Regions from separate parts of the Homo sapiens genome. Here region 1 is linked to region 2. A link is a contact called in ENCODE Hi-C or POLR2A ChIA-PET data. All regions are on one chromosome and are shown on one strand. Each heading gives the region's core, a stretch centred on a gene start or an enhancer-like site at or near the end of the contact. The rest is flanking DNA. Distances are from core to core; before and after follow the strand shown.

Evidence for each region. A loop is a pair of places that touch in the nucleus more often than their neighbours do. ChIA-PET counts read pairs that join two places held with the same protein, here RNA polymerase II (POLR2A). Pooled maps may share reads with other maps.
Region 1: a map of naive thymus-derived CD4-positive, alpha-beta T cell shows a loop between it and region 2 (2.7-fold over the local background). The contact joins two enhancer-like sites. A Hi-C loop is called at or near these places in 2 of 168 maps with a recorded cell type or tissue (Calu3 and naive thymus-derived CD4-positive, alpha-beta T cell) and 6 of 50 pooled maps. POLR2A ChIA-PET finds 5 or more read pairs at or near these places in 2 of 52 experiments (AG04450 and RWPE1).

What each region holds. Positions count from the first base shown.
Region 1 is chr10:24,705,188-24,711,385 of GRCh38, reverse strand. The region is part of intron 2 of ARHGAP21 (Rho GTPase activating protein 21); the gene reads left to right. Among named protein-coding and RNA genes, the nearest start is that of ARHGAP21, 16 kb to the left of the region's middle. Within about 2 kb of position 4,721, at least 3 of the 41 ENCODE cell types and tissues checked have a DNase peak (open chromatin) inside an H3K27ac peak, as active enhancers do.
Region 2 is chr10:25,076,780-25,083,475 of GRCh38, reverse strand. No RefSeq gene overlaps it. Among named protein-coding and RNA genes, the nearest start is that of LINC01516, 33 kb to the left of the region's middle. Within about 2 kb of position 2,340, at least 5 of the 41 ENCODE cell types and tissues checked have a DNase peak (open chromatin) inside an H3K27ac peak, as active enhancers do.

The DNA of each region.
Region 1 (6,198 bases), core at 3,472-5,971, 370 kb after region 2:
AGTCTCTGAGTTTTTTTTTTTCTTTTTTGGTATGAACTTTTCGTTTAGTGGTTCCCCTGGGAACTTTTGAAAATCAAATGCCTGAAACCCTTCTTTTCCTTCTCCCAGAATTTTTCAGCATCTTAGAGGATGGAATAGTATCAGTTGTTAGATATGCAGCGATTTTGCTAGAAGCCCAAGTGCTCCAACTAACTTCTTTCTCTCTTTCTCTCTTTCTTTCTCTTTTTCCCTCCCACCCTCCCTCCCTCCTTCCTTCCTTCCTTCCTTCCCTTTTTTTTTTTTTTTTTTTTTTGAGATGGAGTCTTGCTCCATTGCCCAGGCTGGAGTGCAGTGGCGCGATCTTGGATCACTGCAACCTCTGCCTCTCAGGTTCAAGTGATTGACCTGCCTCAGCCTCCCAAGTAGCTGGGACTACAGGCACCCTCCACCATGCCCAGCCAATTTTCGTATTTTTAATAGAGATGGGGTTTCGCCATGTTGGCCATGCTGTTCTCGAACTCCTGACCTTGGGATCCACCCGCCTTGGCCTCCCAAAGTGCTGGGATTAAAGGCGGGAGTCACCGCACCAGCTACTTTCTTACTGAGATTGAGGAAGGAAGCAACTTGTGTTTTGCCTACAACTGATGATAATGACCCTTTTGTTCCCAAGATAGAAGTTAATCAAAAATGATTCAAATTTGATCTAGTGCCAAACTTTCCTGTTATATTTAGAAGTGTCCTTCCACATTTATTAACAAATTCAACAAACATTTATTGAGCACCTTCTGAGTGCCAGACACTGAGGGTGCGCAGCATAAAAATACAGACATAGTCTGGTTCCTACCTTCATGGGTATACATGGGCAATGGGAAGCGCAGACAATTGAACAAGTACTTATAGTAGAGTTGCAATGAATAGGATTTTAGCAGAAGAGTAAGGAGCTATGAAAACATATAGCAGGCTGACCTCACCTACTGTAGAGATCAGGGAAAATCTTCCTGGGAAGATTGTGTCTAAGCTAACTGAGGAAGGAGTTAACTAGGTAGAAAGAAGAGAAGAATGTTGTGGCACAGGGAACAACTTTAGATTCTGAATATGCTACAGCTAGGGAGAATATCTATTATCTCTAGAATACTAGGGAGAATATTTAATGTCTCACTAGATACTCTCTATCTAGAGATTCTACATATAGTATATCTAGAATATTTATATCTAGAGATACTGGATATTCTCCCTAGCTGTAGCTTATTCAGCTACAAGACCAGGAAGGGAAAAATATAGAAGTGAGCAACAGCCTTTATTGAGTCCTTTCAATGTACTCAAGTTAGTTTTCTCAGAAAGAACAACTTTTGTTTTTACCCATATTTCATCAGTTTCCATACCATCTACATTACATTATTACCAAACACAAAACAGACATAAAGAGATATGTGCAAAAATAAAACTGACTTATGTTAAGCTTGAATGTCACTTGTTGGGAGCAGAATTGAGTGTCTAGATTATCTTCCCAGTTGTAAGAGTTGAGCTTGCAGTACGGTTGGATTCAGTTTGCAGGTATTTTGTTGAGGACTTCTGTGTCTGTGTGCGTCAGGGATATTGGTCTGTAGGGTTTTGTTGTTGTTGTTGTTGTTGTTGTGTCCTTGTCTGGATTGTTTTTTTTTTTTTTTTAAGAGAAGGTTTTGCTCTGTCACCCAGCCTGCAGTGCAGTGACATGAACATGGCTTACTGTAGCCTCGACCTGCTGGCCTCAAGCAGTCTTTCTGTCCAGTCTCCTGAGTAGCTGGGACTACAGGCATGCACCATCACACCTGGCTAATTTTTAAATTTTTTTTGTAGAGATGAGGTCTCACTGTTTTGCCTGAGCTGGTCTTGAACTCCTGAGCTCAAGCTGTCCTGTCGTCTCAGCCTCCCAAAGTGCGGGGATTACAGGCATGAGACGCAGTGCCCGCCCCCTTTTCCAGTTTTGGTATCAGGGTGATACTGGCCTCATAGAATGAGTTAGGGAGAATTCCTTATTCCTTGATTTCTTAGAACAGTTTCAGGAGGATTGGTATTAGTTCTTTTTAGTTCTTTGTATGTTTGATAGAATTTGGCTGTGAATCCATCTAGTCCTGAGCTTTCTTTGTTGGGAGATTTTTTTAAATTACTGATTGAGCCTTGCTACTTGTTATTGATGTGTTCAGGTTTTCTATTTCTTCTTGGTTCAACCTTGAGTGGTTGTATGTTTCTAGGAATTTATCCATTTCCTCTAGGTTTTCTAGTTTGTGAGCATAATTGCTGTTCATAATAGTTTTTGATGATCGTTTGTATTTCTGTGGTATCAGTTGTAACGTCTCCTTTTTCATATCTGATTTTTTTATTTGGGTCTTCTCTCTTTTCTTTGTTACAACCTCTATGGAAAACTGTGTGGAGATTTCTTAAAGAAGTAAAAATGGAACTACCATTTGACCTAGGAATCTACTCAAAGGAAAAGAAATCCACTTATCAAAAAGATATCTGCTCTTGTATGTTTGTTGCAGCACTATTCACAGTAGCAAAGATATGGAATCAACCTAAGTGTCCATCAGTGGAGGAATAGACAAAGACAATGTGGTATATTTGGAATGGAAGACTATTCATGGAATACTATTCAGCCATAAGAAAGAATGAAATTATATCTTTTGCAGCAATGTGGATGGAACTGGAGGACATTATCTTAAGTGAAACAAACCAAGCACAGAAAGTTGAATATTGCATGTTCTCGCTCATAAGTGGGTGCTAAAAATTTGTACACATGGGTGTAGAGAGTGGAAGGATAGACAATGGAGACTCAGAAGGGTGACAGAGTGGGAGCAGGTGAATGACGATAAATTAGTTAATGGGTACAGTGTGTGTTATTTGGGTGATAAATATACGAAAAGCCAACTTGACCACTACACTATCTATGCAGATAACAAAATTGCATATGATACCCCATAAATTTGTACAAATAATAATAATAGAGTTGAGCCATGGGATCAGCCAGTATTCAAGAATTAGCCAGGAAATCAAGAATTTTGGTTGGTCTAGCAAGTCAGTTAGGCAGAGTTCAATTAAGCCAGCATCTATGGTAATTATAGTTTTGGGAGTTGATGAGGTCATTGAGGGAGGGAAGAGGGTCAAAGTCCAGAATCTGAGGAACACCACCAATTAAGGGACGGACAGAGGCCGACAAACCAGCCACCAAGGCGAACTAGTTAGAAACAAGCTTTTCAGTAGCCTCAGTTTTCAGATTTTGAGGACTTTGAATTTGATCTTTATATTTAGCCTTTGGCAAGCTTCCAGCAGCAGCATTGTTTAACCTAGCTTCTCTCAAATTTATTTTGCTATTGAAGACTTTTTTTTACTTAACTGTAGTTTATATTCTGCATCCTATAAAACAAGTAGGAACATACTTGGGAAACACTGCTGTATACAGGCAGAAAGGAGCAACAGAAGGAATTTATAGAGTAGTCATATGATTAGCTTTTAGTTTAAAAGGTGCTTTTGTTAGTCCTGAACAGACAAGATTCCAGAGAGGGGTGACAGGATGTTTGGGAGACCAACTAGATGCCCTGTGATAATCCAGGAGAAAGTTGATGGGGGTCTGAATTTAGGCAGTGCCGGTGGAGTGGAAAAAGGACAGTTCATTATATGTTTTGGGAGAAGTGACATGATTTGGTAGCTAGATATGAGAGGTAAGGAAGGAGGAGTCTAAGATGACTCTGGTTTCTGTTTGGGTGACTAGGGGGATGAGTTGTACAGCCACTATGCAGATTAGGGAATAGAGGAGGTCGTGCAAGTTTGGAGGGAAGGTGATGAATTCAGTTTTGGACATGTAGTATGTAGGTGTATGTGCTTAGCAAGTGTTTAGTCACGCAGATTTGGAGCTTGGGAGAAAGGGTGGTGTTGAAGAGGGCTTTAGAAATAATTCATAGTTAAAATCACAGGTTGAGGTGACTTCACCTATGGAAGTGTAAGAAATTAGAGGGAGGTCAAGGATAGAATTCTGATTTAGACAGAAAGGGGTGATCATCTTGAAACTATTAATCATTTATTAGATATCTGTTAGACACTGTTTTAAGCATGTTACAGATGTTATTTCAGATTAAACCTCGTGAAGGTATGTCTCCATCTTACAAATGAATGATTTGAAGCTTAAAGGATAAGTCTTTAGCCTCCTTGGTCATACATCTGTCTTATTAAGATCTAGGCTTTTCTCACATTGCTACATTGCCTTTTGCAAAGAAGTAATAGTTAAAGAAGTAGTAAGAGAACAAAGAGACTGGAACTGTGGTACCCAGGATGAGAGCCATTGAAGGAGTTGTTAGCTCTGTGTGGCGCTACTGAGAGGTTAAGAAAGGACGGAGTACCCTTTGGTACCCTTGGGATCAAGTCAGTGTGAGCGTCATTGATGATGGCACAGCCTTGTGTTGGAATTTGTTTGCTGTGGACCGGAGCCAGCATAGTTGATTGATTTATATACCACCTCCCCAGGTTGTGTTTTCATTGAATGACTAAAGATGCCCAGAAAAGAAGGAAAAAGCAATAACCTTTTACAAATTAAATAATGTTAAATACTCAGTAAGAATTTTATGAAAACTTTCCTTCATGATCTAATAATTTAAATGTACTGGTGGGAACTACATTTGGGAAGATGATGTCGTTCTGCCAGTTAGCTATTGCTGCTTAGACAGGAAAGGGAGGGGAAGATCTTATTTGTGGACCACATCACTGCAGAGCTCTCGTAACCCCGCTGCTCTGCTGACAGAAGCTGAGTCAGAGAAGAGATGCAGACTGTGCTATAGGCAGTCATGGCCCAGTTCAGGATTTTAGACTGCATGATCAACCACAATTGGAGTTTGTTGTGCAATCTGTATTGTGCATGGAGTGGTCAGGTTTGTTTCATAAGTGTGTATGTATATATTTGCTTTTTAATTCAAAACTGCTATGATGTATAAAGCAAAAGTAAATCAGGATATAAAAACACTGTCTTCTTGTAAGAGTAGGAAAGTAATCTTTTAGAATTTTTTTTTTGTCAAAATACCTGTTTAATGTGATAAATCTAATGATCTGAATTACTTTAAAAGAATTAAGTTAATTCTTAAGTAGCACAGATGAGACTATTTGCAGAGCTTTAAGTGGTGGAGGAGGGGAAGTTAGAATGAATTACTTAAAAGTGGCCAACAATTAAAGCAATATAATTGTAACATAAATGTTACATATTTTTGAAGGCATCTGACATTGTATTTATTAGAAAGTAGGCAAGATTTTGGAGTGAGTTGCTTTTTAGCTAGTTTTTCAGTTTTAGTGAAATATGGTTCTTGAGTTCTTTCACAGTGGGATTAAATGGAAGTACTTTTTAAAACTTTTTTGATTACTAGTCTGTTTAGAAAATGGTTATTTTGCAATAGAGAAAATCTGCTAGGTTAGCTATTGTCTGCTTTTGAGTGTTCTTCCCTAAGAAGCAAAAGCTCTTATTTTTCCCTTTATCCCTCGATCAACATTGTTATTATCAGACCTTTGTTGTTAATCGTAGATAATATTGTACAAATTCAGCATAATGGCTTCTTTTACAGAATAGAAAGCAACGTGAATGATAGCTTTTGTTCCAGTTATCAGTGAATCTTTAAAAACTATGAATTATTTACCTCGTAGGTTATTCATCACTTTGTGGGTATTTGTCTTCCTTACTAAAAACAAGTTATTTAATATTGTTTGAAATTTAAAAGGAAAACAGTTGAAAATGTAATTGAAAGCAATGAATGATAAATAAAGCACACTGACCATGCTTGCCCCAGCCCCAACCATTTCTCAGTTCTTCCATAACTGTGATGTGAGCTTCTTCGTTTATGATATGGAATTAGTTCCCAGTGGTACTTTGGGGTGTCCAATACTTTTCTTTATGTACTGTTTTCTCTATTCTGGAATGGTGAAAAAATATTTTCATAGTTTAGGCTGGGCATAATAGACTAATGTATCAGAGAAATCAGAGATGGAGAAGGTCATTTAGTCTCTGTTTGTTTCACCGTAAGATTGATCCCTCAATGCACTTTCTAGTCTGTGCCTAATGGATTTACATTACCGTAAAAAATATGGATTTTGAATGGCTGCTAAGAGGATAAAAGAAGATAGATACTGGAATTATCTTAACATGTAAAATTCATAATACCAGGAGCCTAACGAAGCTGAAACTTAAAATTTTTTAGCGTTTAGTGACTA
Region 2 (6,696 bases), core at 1,091-3,590:
AAATAAAGGATTTATTTTCTTACTTTCTCTAATTCAAGCTCAAAGATGTTAAATAAGTACACTGAAAACAGAACAGACTAAAACCAAAATGACATGGTTACATCACAGTGTTTATTGTCTGCACCTAAGCAGGCAGAAAGGTGATTCTGCAGGCGTTCCAATAAACTGAGCCTGGACTAATTGCAGTTTTGTCCAACAAACAAATTGTTTTTATTTTAAAATCTACTATAGTTATATTTTACAATGGGCATGCCAATGCAGTAGTAGTCTACTTTATTTCAAAAAAAATTCATGCATTCTTCCACTATGACTAAATGAAAATATCAAGATTTTAAAAAAATACCAAGTCTTGAATGATGTGCAAATAAACTAGTCAGTGTCAATGCACCCTCATCCCTACTCAAAAAGACTTCCTCTTCTTCAACTGCTTTTTCTTCCCAATTCCACAGGTCCCCATCAGCCAGAGCAAGAGCCGTCACACTGAGGAAGTGACTTTCTCAAGACCATGCAAGTGAATCCTGCCCTCCCCACCCGCTACCTAATCACCCATTTCTCCCAGACCTCTGGAAGAGCAGCGTGTAGGTGGTATGTGCCAGGAAGTGAAGGGTTAATGCACAGTTTGGCCTTTTGAAATAAAACCCCCTGAATTCGCTCAAGGACGTCCTTTAAATTCCTTTCCTCCAGCACTTTGCAAGCCCATAAATAGCTCCTCTTCAAATACATACTGAAAGCCCAACCTAATACAAGAGGTAAAACTGTTTCTGGGCTGAAGTGCTTATTGTATTTGCACAGGTCAGAGCTATAGTGTTCACTGTTGTCTCAGTTTAAATCAAAGACAAAGGATTCACATACAGCCATCCCATTCTTGAGATTCCCATAAAATGGGGGCATTTTTCTTCACCCATTGCAGCTGCACGTTAAGTACTAGAGGCTGTCTGTTCTTCAACAAGTACAGATTTGAAATGCTCAAATGCCCTGGTCAGAACAGCAATGGCACATTTAGAGGACACTTGAGCCAGGAATGAGAAAAAGGAAATGTTTCCCGCTCTGTTGACGGAACTTGCCTTAGATCACAGGCAAACAGTGATGGTGGCAGACAACAGTGGAAAGAAATCTTCCCTTAGGTGTCCTCTAAGAAGAGACTACATGTTATTTTTCATATGGACTTAGAACTAGAAGAGCTGTTTACATCTCATCTAATTCAACCCTGTAATTTTACAAATAAGAACATCTAGACCCAGCGTTTCCAAGCAGTTTGCCCTAGGTAGGTAGATACGTAGGAGGTATAGGTCCACTGCCAGGAACCAGGTTGTATTATCTGGATTACCAAGACTTCGTTATAAGCACATGTAGAGACCAATAAACGATTTAGACAATTCATACATAGAAGCTTCTGAATTCCTTCTTAAAATGTCAGGATGGTTATCTGAGGTGATTGGATGAACTGTGAGAAAAACATATTATAGACCCTTCGGACATAGTATATGGTTTTCCAGTAATCCTTGTGCTGTGGCTTGAATGTGTCCCCCAAAAAAACATGTGTTGGAAACATAATCCCCAATGCAATAGTGTTGGGATGTGGGCCCTAATAGGAGATATTTAGGTCATGGTGCCAACTATAGAAGGACTTCGGGCTTCAAGTCTTCAAGTTGTCTCTTTTTCTCTGTCTCTCTCTCTCTCGTGCTCTTTTGTTCTTCCACCATGGGATGACAGAGCAAGAACAGCAAGAAGGCCCTCACCAGGTGCTGTCACCTTGATAGGGGACTTCCCAGCCTCCAGAACTGTAAGAAGTTAACCTCTGTTCTTTATAAATTACCCAGTCTATGGTACTCTATTATAGCAGCACAAAACAGATTAAGACAGCTTGTAACAGTCTCTTCTGTTTTTCTCTACATTCCTAATGAATTTTTTTTAAAGCAAAAGAATGATTTTATGACTTTTTTCCAGTCCTTTATATGAGCATTCTCAGATTCATAGCTTGTTTCTTTTGGGTTCTGTTCACATTAGTAATGCCTCTTGCCTGTGGCATAAAGTAAATCTGGACATAACAAGTCTCCAACGCTAGTGAAAAAGAAACACAACTCTGTAGATTATTGAATTAATTGCTGCCCTGAAGGAAAAAAAAAATCCCCTGATGTCTTGTGGCAGCAGTCGACACAGATGGCCCGCTAAAGACAAAAACTTCTGTGGACTGGGAAGAGTCTCCTTCAGAAACACAGCTTCCATTATTTCAAGAGGGCATTTAAGGACACTTACTCCTGGCTTCTGGACTTTGCCGGGCGGAATTATTGTTTGCCTAGTGGCGCTGTCCACTAGAGGGAGTCAGGGTCCTTCCACGGAACTCTACAGGGAAGAACTTCAAACGAATGCAGCCATCTGAAATACAATGACGGGAGCAAGGAGGGGATAAGGGTGTCACTTCTACCTGGGACACATCTCACTTTGGAGAGCACTTTATTCATGGATGTGTTTCTTCCTTTGACAGATCATCACTGAGGGGAGATACAGTGTATTAGACAATAGGGAACACTACATCAACACTCACAGAAGGGCCAGCCTTACTCTCATTCTGGAATAATGCATGGAAGATAGAAACTAGGAAGCCTGCAAACTCGGTTTACTAGTTGAAAATTGGTCAACTTTCATCTGACTTACCTAAGTGATAACCTAAGCAGGTGTCAACAGCAGTTGCTTGATATCTCTGGCTTCAAACATCCTCAAAAATAGCTAACATTTCAACAAGCAAGCAAAGCAAGAGCCCCTTATCTCTTCAAAAGTATAACTGCTGCCTGTAGCCAATTCCTGCAGTTCAGTGTCAAAGAGACCCTTCTTTTTTCTCTTTTTCTTTAAGAAGAAAAGGATCTCACTATGTTGCCCAGACTGGACTCTGGACTTGAGCTCCTGGACTCACACAATCCTTGAGGCCTAATCTCATTCCCAAGTAGCTGGGACTATAGGCTCAAGCCACTGTACCTAGCCACAAAGAGACATTTCTTGTGGTCTTCAAGAATCCCCTATTATGATAAAATGCCCTAGAGGTCCAGCATGGTGGCTTACACCTGTAGTTCCAGCAATTTGTGAGCCCGAGGTGGGTGGATCACTTGAGCCCAGGAGCTCAAGACAAGCCTGAGCAACATGAAAAAACCCTATCTGTAGAAAAAATACAAAAATTAGCTGGGTGTGTTGGCATGTGCTTGTAGTCACAGCTACTCAGGAGGCTGAGGTGGGAGGACTGCATGAGCCTGGGACGTAGAGGTTGTAGTGAGCTAAGATCACACCACTGTACTCCAGCCTGGGCAACAGAGCAAAACTCTATCTCAATAAAATAAAATAAAATGCCCCAGACATATGGGGGAAAGTATTTGTTATAGTATTATTTACAATAGCAAAATTGGAAAGGTCTATATCAAAGGAATGGTAGAGTAAATTATGATGAAGCCACATAATACAATATGATGAATCCTTTAAAATCATGCTTCAATAATAACTTCAGTGACTTGGGAAATAATTATAAATTAGTGTCAAGTGAAAAATAGCATATTAAAGAACTGATGTACAAAATGATCTCAATTATTGTAATTTTTTTAAAGCAAAGGTACCAAAAGTCTAAGACAAATATCTCTGAAAGGTAGGATTACAGATGAATTTACATCATGCCTCCAATGTTTTTGTATTTAAAAACACTATTAAAATAAATGTTTTTAAAATTTATAACTGGAAAGAAGTAATTTTGGATTTATATACCAATACTCCTGAAAAAATGGCAACAGACTTTTTTTGGTTCTCTATAAATTTTGCTAGTGAGCTACAGGATTATACCAACTGCATTGTTAACAGTCATTCTGGAACTCACCTAGAGATAGGCTGTACAGAAAGGGAAAAACTGCAGGTTACCAGGATCTGGAATAAGTTGAATCAGAAAGGAAAGGTTATAAAAATTTGGGGAAGGGAGATGGGATTCATCAATAGGCAGATGTGTGTAAAGAAATTAAGTAAATCAAGATTACAACAAATGGGCATAAAACCACTTGGACATAGGGAAAGTTGTAGAGGTGAAGACAGAGTGCTCTGTCTTAAGTAAATGTCAGGAGGGCCCACAGCTGAGTAAGAGCTTAGTGCCGTGGAGAAATCCTGAAACCATTCCCGCTGTCATCCTCACATTGCCCTGAAGACACAACCCACACTGTGCACCGTGGGGGGAAATGGAAACCATGAAATTGACCACATCAGCCACGTAGACTAATCGCTAGACTTTGAACTTGTAAATGTTCCTATGATGCTCTCCAACTTTCTTATCTTTTTGTCATGGACCTTGTTTGCCTGCCTAGACTTAAAAATTGTAAATGATTAACTGGTGGAAATGAAATTCCTAGTCCTTTTGGTGGTTTCCCCAAACAGATACTTTCCCTTAACAGCCAATAGTGGGTTTTTGTGTGTGGTTTTTTTGTTTGTTTGTTTGTTTGTTTGTTTGAGAAACTTATCTTCCAAATTGCTAAAATTGGTCCTTTTGGAAAAAGTATATATATTTATTTAGCTCAAGGAATTGTTGTTATTGCTTCAGGGCAACACAGAACGGCATAGTCACAGTTCCTCAGTGCAATTACCACAGTCTTATTTGGAGCCTGATTTAGCAACCAGCGTGGGAGCCAAGGCAAACAGAAAACCATGAGAAGATGCTTCCCCTTGGGGAAGAAAAAAAGGACACATTTTAGACATTATGAGAGGGAAAGAGACACTGTCCTTCATATGCCTGGAAACCCTGGAGAACTGGAGCTATCACAATCATAGTGCACCAAGTGGGAACTGTCTGTATGACAGATTCTCCGAGGAGATAGCACAATGTTTTTGTAAATGTATGACAAGAAGCAGCAGCCCAAATAGAAGGGACATGTTGAACATCCCTAATCTGAAAGTCCAAAATCTGAACTGCTCTAAAATTTGAAACTTTTTGAGCACCAATGTGACTCTACAAGTGGAAAATTATGCACCTGACATCATGTGATGAATTCTAGTCAAAACTCAGTCAGTACTTTGTTTCATGCACAAATTGTTTAAAATATTGTATAAAACTACCTCCAGGTTATGATATAAGGTGAATATAAAACATAAATAAATGTTGTGTTTAGATTTGGGTCCCACCCTATTCCAAAATTTAAAAAAATCCAAAATCTGAAACACTTCAGCATTTCAAATAAGGGATTCTCAACCTGTGTTAAGCCATTTACTATGTCTCAATTAGATTAGCCAAAACAGCCTCTTTGAAGCCACTGTTTAGAATATTACACCTTCCATAACTTGGAATTATTTGAATTCCAAGCCTTTAAATGTTGGGTTTTTTAAAATTAAGTACTTAATTAAGTACTTTGAATTAAGTACTGTAAGTACTTAATTTTTTACTTAAGTACTATACTATAATATACTTAATTCAAAAAAATTAAGTACTATAAGTACTTTGAATTAAGTATTAGAGCATAGAAAAACTTTCAACCATGCCCACTGTCTTAGCTCAGATTTCCTAGAAGCAGATCCTAAAATGAGGATCTTATTCAGTGACTTATTGGCTTGTACCCTCAGAAAAGGCCGGGCACAGTGGCTCACGCCTATAATCCCAATGGTTTGGGAGGCCAAGGTGGGCAGATCACTTGAAATCAGGACCTGAGACCAGCCTGGCCAACATGGTGAGACCCCATCTCTACTAAAAATACAAAAATTAGCCAGGCGTGCTGGCACACGCCTGTAATCCCAGCTACTCGTGAGGCTGAAGTAGGAGATTCACTTGAACCCAGGAAGCAGAGGTTTTAGTGAACCGAGATCGCACCACTGCACTCCAGTCTGTGCGACAGAGCAAGACTACATCTCAAAAAAGAAAGAAAGAAAGGAGAATAAGAGAAAAGGGGAGGTTTGGGGTTGGGGAAGCTAAGCGAGAATGTAGTCTCCGATGGAGACCGCATGGGGACACCCTGGAGTACATTGCACCAGAGCTGCATCCTACCTTGAGGTGAAGGGGCTGGTTTGAGCTTGTCCAACGTCCGCCAAGGCCTGTTAGGGTGGGTGGGTGGGTTATGCAAGGCTCCTAGGTCTGACAGGGGGAATGGGGGATTCTTTAGAATGGAGGCAGCTGTGAGTTGTTAGAAGATACAGGCTGATGAGCTGGCACGTGGAGAGAATGTAATTGGGGCAGCAACGGCCTCTACTCTATCAAGCAGCCATAACTACAAAAGCATCAGGCTGTAAACCAAAAAGTGTCTGAGACAGGTCTCAATCAGTTTACAAGTTTATTTTGCCAAAGTTAAGGATGCACTGGGGAGACAGGTCTGTCCCTTTCTCCAAAGATGATGTTGAGGGTTTTAGTTTTAAAGGGGAAAAGCAGGCTAGAGGAAAAGCGGGAGGCCGTGGTAATCTACAGGTTGCAAGAGAAAAGGAGCAGGTAGGGGAAGAGGCAGTGACACATGCTCCTGAGCTCAGTAAATCGGCACTTCTCACAAGATAAAATGAACATAGAGTTGCTCCCTGTGGAGATAGTTAACCTTTTATCTGTAGCTGTCTACTTAGGAACAAAAGGGAAAGTATCTTCTTGCATGATTCAGCTTTCAGCTTACTTTTTTTTCTTTTGGGAGCATGAATTGGGGTCCTGGGTTTTTATTTTTCTTTTATAAGGCTGTGCCCTGATAGTAGCTTGGCAGAGCAGCGGCTGAA